Regions from separate parts of the Homo sapiens genome. Here region 1 is linked to region 2. The links are chromatin loops, found by intact Hi-C in ENCODE. Cell type or tissue: PC-9. All regions are shown on one strand. Links, peaks and the distances in the headings refer to the core of each region. The heading gives the core; the rest is flanking DNA.

Evidence for each region. A loop is a pair of places that touch in the nucleus more often than their neighbours do. Peaks named below come from ENCODE experiments on the same cell type or tissue, not always from the same donor. Only the 100,000 strongest peaks of a DNase experiment are listed, where the experiment ranks them.
Region 1: a loop joins it to region 2, with 2.9 times the contacts of the local background. A loop is called at or near these places in 3 of 110 quality-filtered maps.

What each region holds. Positions count from the first base shown.
Region 1 is chrX:55,799,253-55,804,638 of GRCh38, reverse strand. No RefSeq gene overlaps it. Among named protein-coding and RNA genes, the nearest start is that of RRAGB, 84 kb to the right of the region's middle. In PC-9, for the core only: a CTCF peak has its summit at 2,662; no DNase peak of the experiment used is centred there.
Region 2 is chrX:55,905,331-55,910,716 of GRCh38, reverse strand. It overlaps a transcript of KLF8 not described here. Among named protein-coding and RNA genes, the nearest start is that of RRAGB, 190 kb to the right of the region's middle. RefSeq lists enhancers at 1,375-1,434, 1,495-1,564. In PC-9, for the core only: CTCF peaks have their summits at 2,425 and 2,627; DNase peaks (open chromatin) are centred at 1,676 and 2,576; H3K4me3 peaks cover 1,993 bases; H3K27ac peaks cover 1,014 bases.

The DNA of each region.
Region 1 (5,386 bases), core at 315-5,314, 110 kb after region 2:
TTCTACACCAGGTTACTTTAGAGAAAAATCACTGTGTTTTCCATGTTCAGACATATATGTAGCTCTTGCCAATCTGGGCCACTGAAAGTTGTACCCCACCTACTCCATTAAGTATGTAGCAGAAGAAAGACCAACTTTCTTCCTTTGGGGGTTTCAGACTCTAGTCCCCAAGGGCTCTGCCTAAGAAAGCATGGCTAGAGGCAGAGAAAGTGTCTGGAGTGGAAAAGTATGAAGCATGCATAACTTTGGCCATCTTTTCCTTACCAGAGAACAGTCTCAGAGTAAGACAATGTGTCCTGCCTCAGATTATGTGTCTTGCCTCAACATGAAATGAACTGATGTTATCCTCAAATGCCCCCAGCTACAAAATGCTTTTGTCTTGCTGAAAGTTTCAGGAGTTACCTTAGAAATCTGGCTCAGAAAATCATCAAGCTGCAGGCTCAAGCACTGTAACCTACCCGCTCCAACTGAGAATGTAAAAAAATGTGACTACACAGAAATCTAAAAGCTATTAACTAAAGCTAGATTTATTCTCAATCTCAGTTCATGCAGCATTTCTCTCTCTCTCTCTCTCCTCTCTTTCTCCCCTCTCTGTCTCCTCTCTCTCTTTCTCTCTCTCTCTAGCACAGAGACCATCTAGAGCAGAAGCCTTTTTTCACTGATTCATCATGGATTCTGTGACATGTCAGGCACTGTACTATGTTGTGCGGAGTCAGTGAGGGAGGAAAAACAGACATGTTTATGCCCTCAAGGAGTTTCCAGCCTAGTGAGACCTTTTTTGCAAGCAGACTATCTTCAGTATAGGCTTGTTGAACATATGAAAGGAAATTGAAAACAACTTGAGCTAAATCAGCCTCAATACTGTGAGGCAGATTTAGCTTTAACCTCATCTAGAAATAACGTGTCTGTCCAGATCTGTTCACTTTAATCTGACATTCCCGGGCTATACAGGGTGCATACAGGGTGCAGTCATCTCCTTCTCTAAGATCTTTTCTGTTACTCTAGCAGTACAGCAGTAGAGGATAGTGGGACACAATAAACTGCCTTGGACTTAAGTCTCAGTTCTGTCACTCACTAACCATGTGACTTGTGGGCAAATAACCTAACCTCTCTGTGCCTCAGTTTTATCATCCATAATAAAACCTAATTAATGGAAGTTTTGAGGATTAGAGTTAAATATATGAATGCTTAGAAGTGTGCCTAATATATGGTAAGTAATCAATAAATGTTGGAAATTATAATTGTTACTCTGGAGCTACAATGAAGGGAGCTATTAAAATTTAGTTGTTTCCAACTGAGCCATTTGAAAGAAATTCAGTTTCCTGTTTTAATGTGATGAATATTTGTCTGCTTTCTCTTCTATACTGAGCTCAGTCTTTCCAGTCTCAAAAAGAGCATATATGTGGTATTCAAAATATATACTAGGCAATCTTTCACTCAGAAACTGTTGGTCAGACATTCTAAGAAATTTATTTTGGGATAAGACCAGGCCAAGTATGAATTTTTAAAGGAGTTATGAAAAGAAATACTTGCCTGGACATTTCTGCCATCTTATTGTTTTTCTTCCCTGCATCACTTCTTTCCTTTATCACTGTCCACTCTTCATGTCCAGTGGATGTGGCTTCTGCCTCCTCCGCTCCAAAGCAACTTAATTGTCAAATTAAAATAAAGAATTGCCAGCATACAAACTGAGTCTATGTGTTATTACATTCTCACACAGCTATAAAGAAATACATGAGACTGGGTAATTTATAAAGAAAAGAGGTTTAATTGGCTCATGATTTTGCAGGCTGTACAGGAATCACTGTGGCATCTGCTTCTGAAGAGGCCTCAGGGAGCTTTTACTCATGGAAGGAGGCAAAGCAGAAGCAGGTGTCTTACATGGCAGGAGCAGGAGGAATAAAGAGAGCGGGGATGTGCCACACATTTTTAAACAACCAGATCTTGTGAGAACTCACTATCACAACAGTACCAAGGGGATGGTGTTAAACCAATCATGAGAAACCGCCCCCACTATCCAACACCTTCCACCAGACCCCACCTCCAACATTGGGGATTGATTAAAATTTGACACAACATTTGGGAAGGGACATAGATCCAAACCATGTTAGATTATTCCTAGGTCATAGCTGACGCTGACTCAATCTTTCTACAGCATATGACTATGTTGACCAACTAATTTATTGTTTATCTTTTCTTCCTTGAGGAAATAAAAGAGGAATAAGATTTAACACTTAGCATGTGCTAAGAGGTTTATACCTATAATTTTATTTAATTCTCACACCTTTAAGGTATTAACCCAACATTGCAAATAATGATACAGATTCTGAGAAGTTAAAATGAATTTGCCTGAGGCTACACAGCTGTATGTTATCGCATCCAGAGAAGATTGGTTTATGCAGTAGAAGGAACCATGATTCTGATTGAGACACTTCAAATTCTGGCTCCACCATAACTAGGTTTGTGACCTGAGAAAGTACCTGAATTCTATTTGTTCCAATTCTTCACTTGTAAAATTGAGAGAAGAATAGTATCTACCTCAGAATACTTATGAAGTTTACATGAGATAATTATGCTTATAAAAGTTAAACAGTCAGTAGTCAGGCACTTGAGGACCCAGACTGTTTCTCAGGTAACCAGCTCTTTGCTGCCATCGCCTGACAAATCTAGTGGTTTTAAGGAATAGTGAGCAATTGGAACAAGCAGATTTTCTTAAAAGTAAAATTGTCTGTAAACTCCCTACCTGAAGAGCCACTAAATTCAAGGCTCTGATCTTGCATTGAATTCAGTATAACATTTTAGACCCCACTTATTACACTAAAGATATTCTACTAAATTGAAATAGGTAATGAAGGCCATGATCCCAAATAATTCAGACAGTAGACAATCATGTAGAGTTTTAGAGCAGAGCTGAAACTGTTGAGTACTGTGCTTTCAGAAAATTAAATCCACCTAATCAGTCATAAGAAAGAAATAAAAGAGGGAGAGCCTAGAGACAAAGAGACTAGGCAGGAGGTAAATGAATCATATAAGTCAATGTTATTCACTGTCAGCTGCAATTCTGAGAGCCATCTGAGTGGAATGCAACCATATAGTCCCATTTTTGTAAAAAGAATAATTATCATCATATTACCCAGTGGAAGCTCATGATGATGTTCAGTTCCTCCTTTTTTCACCTTAATGATCCCTCCCTACAATCCAGTTAGTCACCAAGGCATGTCCATTCTGTCTGCAATGTCTCTCCCAACTCTTCTTTATTTACAAATTCCCTTTCCACCACATTTTCAGATTACTTATCCTGTAACTACAACAGAGGCTTTCAAACTGAATGTAATACATGTAAGAACAACATTTCACATCAAAACCAAACACACACAGACATACACACACACAGCAAAAGTTTCACAGAAATGATATGCCTTGCTTCATGTGGTGTATACTGATATTTTCTAGTTTAATGTAGTCTATTTTTTTGTTTAATTTTTTTTTTTTTTTTTTTTGAGACGGAGTTTTGCTCTTGTACAAGCTGGAGTGCAATGGCACGATCTCGGCTCACTGCAACCTCCGCCTCCTGGCTTCAAGCAATTCTCCTGCCTCAGCCTCCGAGTAGCTGGGATTACAGGCACCCACAACCAGGCCCGGCTAATTTTTTGTATTTTTAGTAAAGACGGGGTTTGGCCATGTTGGCCAGGCTGGTCTCAAACTCCTGACCCCAGGTGATCTACCCGCCTTGGCCTCCCAAAGTGCTGGGATTACAGACGCGAGCTACTGCGCCCAGCCTATTTTGTTTTTCTTAAACATAGTAATGATGTTCCATGAAATTAGATGCAGTTAGGACATTTAGGTATGAACACTTAATTAAGTTTGTCTAAGGTCACTCAGAAAGTAAGTGGTTATGATGGGATTCTAAGCCAGATTTGTCTGACCACAAAATCTGCTTTCTTAGCCACTGCATTGACTTTTCTCCAACTTCATTCAGTCCTGTTAACTTTCATGATGTTTTTCTTTTTAAAAAATTTGTGTAAATTTAGGGGTACAAGTGCAATTGTGTTACATGCATTCATTGAGTAGTGGGAAAGTATTGGGTTTTATTGTATCCATCAACCAAATAACATATATTGTACTCATTAAGTAATTTCTCATTACCCTCTGTCCTTCCACCCCCACTTTCCAGTCTCCAATGTATATCACTCGATACTCTGTCATTGTGTGCACATTATTTAGCTCCCACTTATAAGTGAAAACTTATGGTATTTGACTTTCATTTTCTGAGTTGTTTCACTTGAGATAATGACCCCCAGTTCCATCCATGTTGCTGCAAAAGATATTTCATTGTTCTTATGGCTGAATAGTATTCCACTGGGTATATATATATGCCACTTTTTCTTTGTCCAGTCATCCAATGATGAACACTTGGGTTGATTCCATATCTTTGCTATTATGAACAGTGCTTTGATAAATGTATGAGTCAGGTATCTTTTTGATACAGTGACTTTTTTTTTCTTTTGTGTATATACCTGGTAGAGGGATTGCTGGATCAAATGGTAGTTCAATTTTCACTTCTTTGACAAATCTCCATGCTGCTTTCCATAGAGGTTGTACTAATGTGAATTTCCTAACAGTGTATAAGTATTTCTCTTTCTTTGCATCCTCACCAACATCTGTTATTTTTTGACTTTTCTAATTATAGCCATTCTTACTGGTATAAATGATTTTGTGGTTTAAATTTGCATTTCTGTGATGTTTAGTGATGTTGACCATTTTGCATATGTTCATGGGCCATTTGTATGTTTTCTTTGAAAAAATGCCTACTCATGTCCTTTGCCCACTGTTTAATGGGGTTGTTTTTGTTGTTGGGTTCCTTATAAATTGTAAATATTAGTCCCCTGTTGGATGGATATTTGCAAATATTTTATCTCATTTTGCAGGGCATCTGTTCACTCTATTGATTATTTCTTTGGCTATGCAGAAGCTTATTAGTATAATTAAATCCTATTTGTCTGTTTTTCTTTTTCTTGCATTTGATTTTGGGGTCTCCATTATAAATTCTTCACCTAGGCCAATGTCCATAAGTTTTTCCTGGGTTTTCTTCTAGGACTTTTATAGTTTCAGGTCTTATATTTAAGTCTTTAATCCATCTTCGTTAATTTTTGTATATGGTGAGAGATAGGGATCCAGCTTCATCCTTCTGCATATGGATATCCAATTTCCCAGGAGCATTTATTGAAAGGATGTCCTTTACCCAGTATGTTTTTGTCAACTTTGTGAAAGGTCAGTTGGTTGTATATATGTGGCTTTATTTCTGTATTCTCTATTCTGTTCCATTGACCTGTGTGTCTATTTTTATACCAGCACTAGGCTGTTTGGGTTACTATGGACTTGTAGT
Region 2 (5,386 bases), core at 124-5,123:
GCAATAGAATTTCAAATAGAATGATTGTTACTTCTTTTTTTACAAGTGACTTCCTGTCTCATTCAGAATAAAAGTCAAAGTCTTTACAAGTTCCCATATGATCTAGCCCCCTCTATCTCACTGACCTTATATCCCGCACTCTTCCTCTTGTCCACTCCAGTGATACTGACCTTCTTACTATTCTTTGAACATACCATGCCTTTGCACTTGCTACTTCCTCTGTCTAGAACACCTTTCCCTCAGGTATTCTCACGGCTGGCTCCCTCACTTCATTCAGATATATTCTTTAAAATCACCCCAATTCCACATGCCCTGTAGCTTTTCTCCTATCTTATCCCCACTCAACGTATATGTTCATTGTTTTTTGTTAGTCCCCTCCACCAACACCTCCTCATTAGAATATAATCTCCAAGAAGGCATATTTTCCCCAGAGTCTTGTGTGGTGATGATACAGAGTAGATTCTCAGTATGTAATTGTCAAATGAATGAACGAATGAATGAATGAATATAATAACACAATGTAATTTTGTGTCAATACCTTGCTCTGTCACAGTTCCCTACCCTGGACCGCTGAGTAAGAACTAGGAAGGGACTCAAAACAAAGGAAATTGCAGAGCACCGGGAACTGTGGCATTCCATTGACCAAACAAAAACCTACAGAGTGAAATATGAACCCTAAAACCTCAAACATATTTTCATCTCTTCGACCTGTGGAGTATCATTAGGCTCTATCCACAGTCCTGCCACCCTCCCTGTGCAGAAACATAAGAGAGACAAATATGTAAGAGATGTCACTGGTCCATAAGAGACCCTTTCTAACAAGTTTCTGCCACACCAGCTCTTCTTTAACAGTGGAAGGGAGATGGTGAAGCCCTCTTTCCCAAAACAATCTCCCTTACTGGACATGGATAACGCCAAAGTGGCATTAGCTTTCCTACTGAAGTTTCCTGCTCTTTCCTCTCTGCATGCCATTTTGATTTGAGTTCCTATTTCTTCTAGCTGGAATTCCCAGTCACTTGGCTTTGAGCATATGGACACCTGGTACTGAACAGAAGACAATAAAAGTGAACCATTGAGCCATTCATGTAAGAAATGTTTGGTAAATGTTGGAATCAAATTCAACATTTGTCTCCATATCCTGGGAAGGCTACTAATCAGTTAAAAAGGGAGTCATTGACAACACTCTGCATGGCCTTGACATTTTACACAAACCTCCCAGCAGTGTGATCAGCCACAGGCAATGCACCTGGCATTCAATAAAATTTGTAGAATGAATTTGTTCAAGATACCTGCACTGCCATGGCGCCTTTCAGGAAATGGAAATTTTCCCTTTGAGCTAAAACAGCAGTCAACTGGCTGCAGTTAACTAATGTGTAACTTGGCAACATTGCCCACGGTGCACCTCCTAAGAACCACACGGATATTAGAACCAAGTATGGAAGCTGGTCTGAGTAAGAAAAAGCTGTCCTCGCCACACAAATTCCTTCCAACATAGAGGTACTGCCACCCTTCTCATAATTGAATTTCCAGTTAAATAGTGCACTGTCCCTTTAAGAAGCCAGGCAAGATGGAGCCCTCCTAGCTCACAGCTAGAGGCTTCAGGCAACCTGATAGGGTTGCTGCAGGGTGATAAAAAGAAAGAATGCCAGGAGGGAGGAAGTCGAGGCTCTAATACCTGGAGGAGAAATCAAGGATCCAACCACACAGCCATCGAACTGAGCGCGCCTGTCCCGCCCGTGGTAGCTCCCCTAGGCTCTAAAGCACCACCTCCCTTCCCCTCCCCTTCTTACCAACCCCACTCTGCTCCACCCTGAAAGGTTTTCCTTGAAAGAGGCTATTTCGCCGCCCAGAGAGGGTGATAAAAGGAAGGTGGAGTGGGAGGTGGCAGTTGGTAAGGCAAAATAAAAGGAACTTACTTTCGGATTCTGCGCCTCCGAAGGCATCCTCTCCTCCCAGCCCCGGGGCCTGGGCCGACGGGGCGGGGCCGGGATTGAGCTCTTGGACCCGGGGTCCTCACTCCCTCGGACTACACACGTAGTTGAGTGAAGAGTTAGGGGGAATGGGCACCGACTAGGGCCGGTGTACAGTCTATTTTAATTATCTCAAGGGAAGGCAGAAGAGTGTAAAGAGTGTTAGCCAGGGGAAGGAGTGGAGGTGAACTCTAAAACCTTCCTTTTCCCTACTTTCTCGTTAGCTTACCTCCCCCGGCATTAGCAATATCAAGAGCAATGGTTTTCTTTTTTCTTCCTTTTGGTATCTCTCAGCTGCCAGTCTCGACCCCACCCAGCGGCTCCACCCCATCTACTACTACACCATTCTGTCAATCACCAGCCCCTTTAAAGCTGCATCGCACAACTTGGTTGTTCGTCCCACTTAGGCTGGCGGACATAATCTTGGTCCTTCCGACCTTTTCAACAATACCCCGGACCTTTCTGCTGGATTTATGAAGCTGAGGTTGTTTGCTAGTGGCGGCCTCCCCGCCCCCTTTGTCCTGGAGCTTGAATACTGGGCTGCACCCAAACTTCTTCCGGCAGGGGGCAGGCCCCGCCACACCCCACCGCATCTCTTTTCATTACTTTGTTTCCGGTAAAACTGGTTCCCTAGGCTGCCAGATCCCTAAGAAAGTTTCTGCGACGCCCCCTTGGCGCCGCCCACGCCCATGCAGTCTTTGGACTGAAGTGGCTACAACAGCTCTAGAGTTTCTGGGGACTCTTCCTTCTGCCTATCCTGGGATGCTCAGTCTTCTCTGTCTCTCATCTGTGTGAGTCTGCATGTTTTTTGACTAGAATGGGGAAGGGGAAGGGAGAGAGGGTGGTGATTCCCAGAAATGTGCCTTATGCCTCTAATTCACCCAAACAGCAGTCCCTTACTACCGCCCCACCTCATAACTAGGCAGCTCAAAGTCAGAGAAGGGCCCTGAGGTTCCATCCCACAGGTATAACTGGAACTCCAGAATGACCCATGAGAAATCATGTTTAATGCCATCCCCCCCTTCAGTTAATGACAATACCTGGTTGCTTAGGCCAAAAATCTTGGAGCCATCCCTGATTCTTCTCTCACAAGTCTCATCCAATTATTGAGGAAATCCCGTTAGCTTTGTCCTAAAAGTGTGTTCAGCATCTGACCATTTCTCACCCTTTCCACTACTACTACCCTGACCCTGATCCTGACCATCACCATCTCCCAAATGGATGGCTAGAAGAGTGTCCTCACTGGTGACCCTTCTTCCACATCTGCCCTGCTAAAATCTGTTCAACAGCCAGCAAACAAATAGTCTTTCTAAAAGGCAAATCTGACCAGGTCGCACCTCTGTTTAAAACCTTTCAGTCATTTCCCATTGCAGTTAGCATCCAGATTGTCTTATATTATCAACAAGGCCCTCAAGATCCACCTGTCCCCTGCCTGTCTCTTTGACTTGATTTGTAAACACCTTGTTCACACTGCTGTAGCTATGCTGACCTCCTTTTCATTGCAATATATTAAGATCTCTCTCACCTCAAGGCCTTTGCATTCCTTTTCCTTCTGTCTGATTATGCCCATGGTGGGCTCCAATATCCTACACATCTCAGGAAAGCGTTCCCTTACCATGTGGATTAAGGTAACTCCCACAATCCAGGCACTCTCTATGACCTCATCTCATTTTATTTTTATCACAGCACAGATCACAATTTAATCTGTGTGTTTGTTTCTGTGACAAAGTAAGTCTCCCACTAGAGTATAAGCTCAGTAAGAGCAGGGACATCATCTATTTTGCTCATTGCTCTATCCACAGCATACTGAACAGTGGGTGTCATATAGTAGGGACTCAATAAAAATTTGTTGAAAGAACAATTAAAGGCAATATCATCAGGGATTTATCTGGGTGATATCTGTTTGTAAACAATAAACAAATCAAAACAGAAAACAAGAAAGAAATACACACCTGATATGAACTACTTCCCCTATTTATTCTTCCTTAGAACATCTGCTTGAATATCTTGCCTCTGGGCTGAGTTGGCAACATGATTGGAGCAGTGACATAGTAGAAGTGTGCTTTCAGGTTAGCTTTTAGGGTTGGCAGTGGATAGCTGATGGTTGACTTGTGTTCTTAATTTAAAGATGAAGGGAAGAATAAAATTAAGAGCATTGGTTACATAAAGCAAGAAGGGTGGTTTAAGCAATTTTGTAAACTATGACCTTGATACAGGGTCATAAGAAGCAGCCATTTTCCTTCACCACTAGAAGAGTATAGGGCTATTTAGTCTCAACAAGAGAAAACTTAGGAGGACAACAATCTTTTTTTCAGGGTTGTCTTGAGCTGTCATTAACATGTCATTGGTTGCTTATACCCACTGTGTCCTAACCTTAACTATCTGCCTGTTCATAGAGGTTACTCAGCCCAAATCTCTGGACCTCTAGCCATGAATGCCAGGCAGCTTTTACTAGGCTGCTACTTATACGTGAGCATAATATTATAGGGAGTTTTGACAGATACCATGGTTATATTCTCAGCACAATGCTAAGCACTGTGGACCATAGGCAAAGAAAGGACTCTTTCAATAAATTTCCCCTTTCTCTAACTTTTGTGTGTGTGTTTTTTGGGGTTTTTTTTTTTTTTTTTTTTTTTTTTTTTGAGATGGAGTCTCATTCTCTCGCCCAGGCTGGAGTGCAGTGGGGCAATCTTGGCTCACTGCAAGCTCTGCCTCCTGGGTTCACGCCATTCTCCTGCCTCAGCCTCCAGAGAAGCTGGGACTACAGGCGCCCGCCACCATGCCTGGCTAATTTATTTTATTTTATTTTATTTTGTTGTGCTTTAAGTTTTAGAGAACTTTTACACTATTTCTGAGAATCAAGGCAGGGTTATTTGTAAGGATGATGCAGAGGGGCTTAGTATTTGGCATCAGGCAAGCTAAGACTGGGTTGAAATTGAGACAACCCTGAAAATTGTGGAAATTGCTATACAATACAGGTTACAAACCAACAGTCCATAAGTTAAATTTGGCCAGCAGATAAATTTTGTTTGTCTGCAATGTATATGTATATGTGTGTGTGCATGTGTGCCTGTGCAGGTGTTGACTGAATAAATTATCAACATTGAAAAATGTAGGGATATATGAAAATCTGTGTTTTCATCCTTAAGCCTATTTTCCAGAGTGCTGTCAATCTGTCGGAAATCAGCAGTGCCTGGCCCCTCTAGAAGTGCCATGATCTCGTCAGCTTATTACAGCCCTCACCTGAACATTTCACTTATTTTTGTTACCAGTTTGGCCTGTGTATGCATTTTAGTTTGCAACCCTTGCTAAAGAAGAAATGATTAAGAGTTCATGGCAAGAGTACATAGTTAAATAGAGTATTTATCCTCTGGTTAAGGCAACACTTGAAAGCTCTTGATTATCCCTAAATGTCT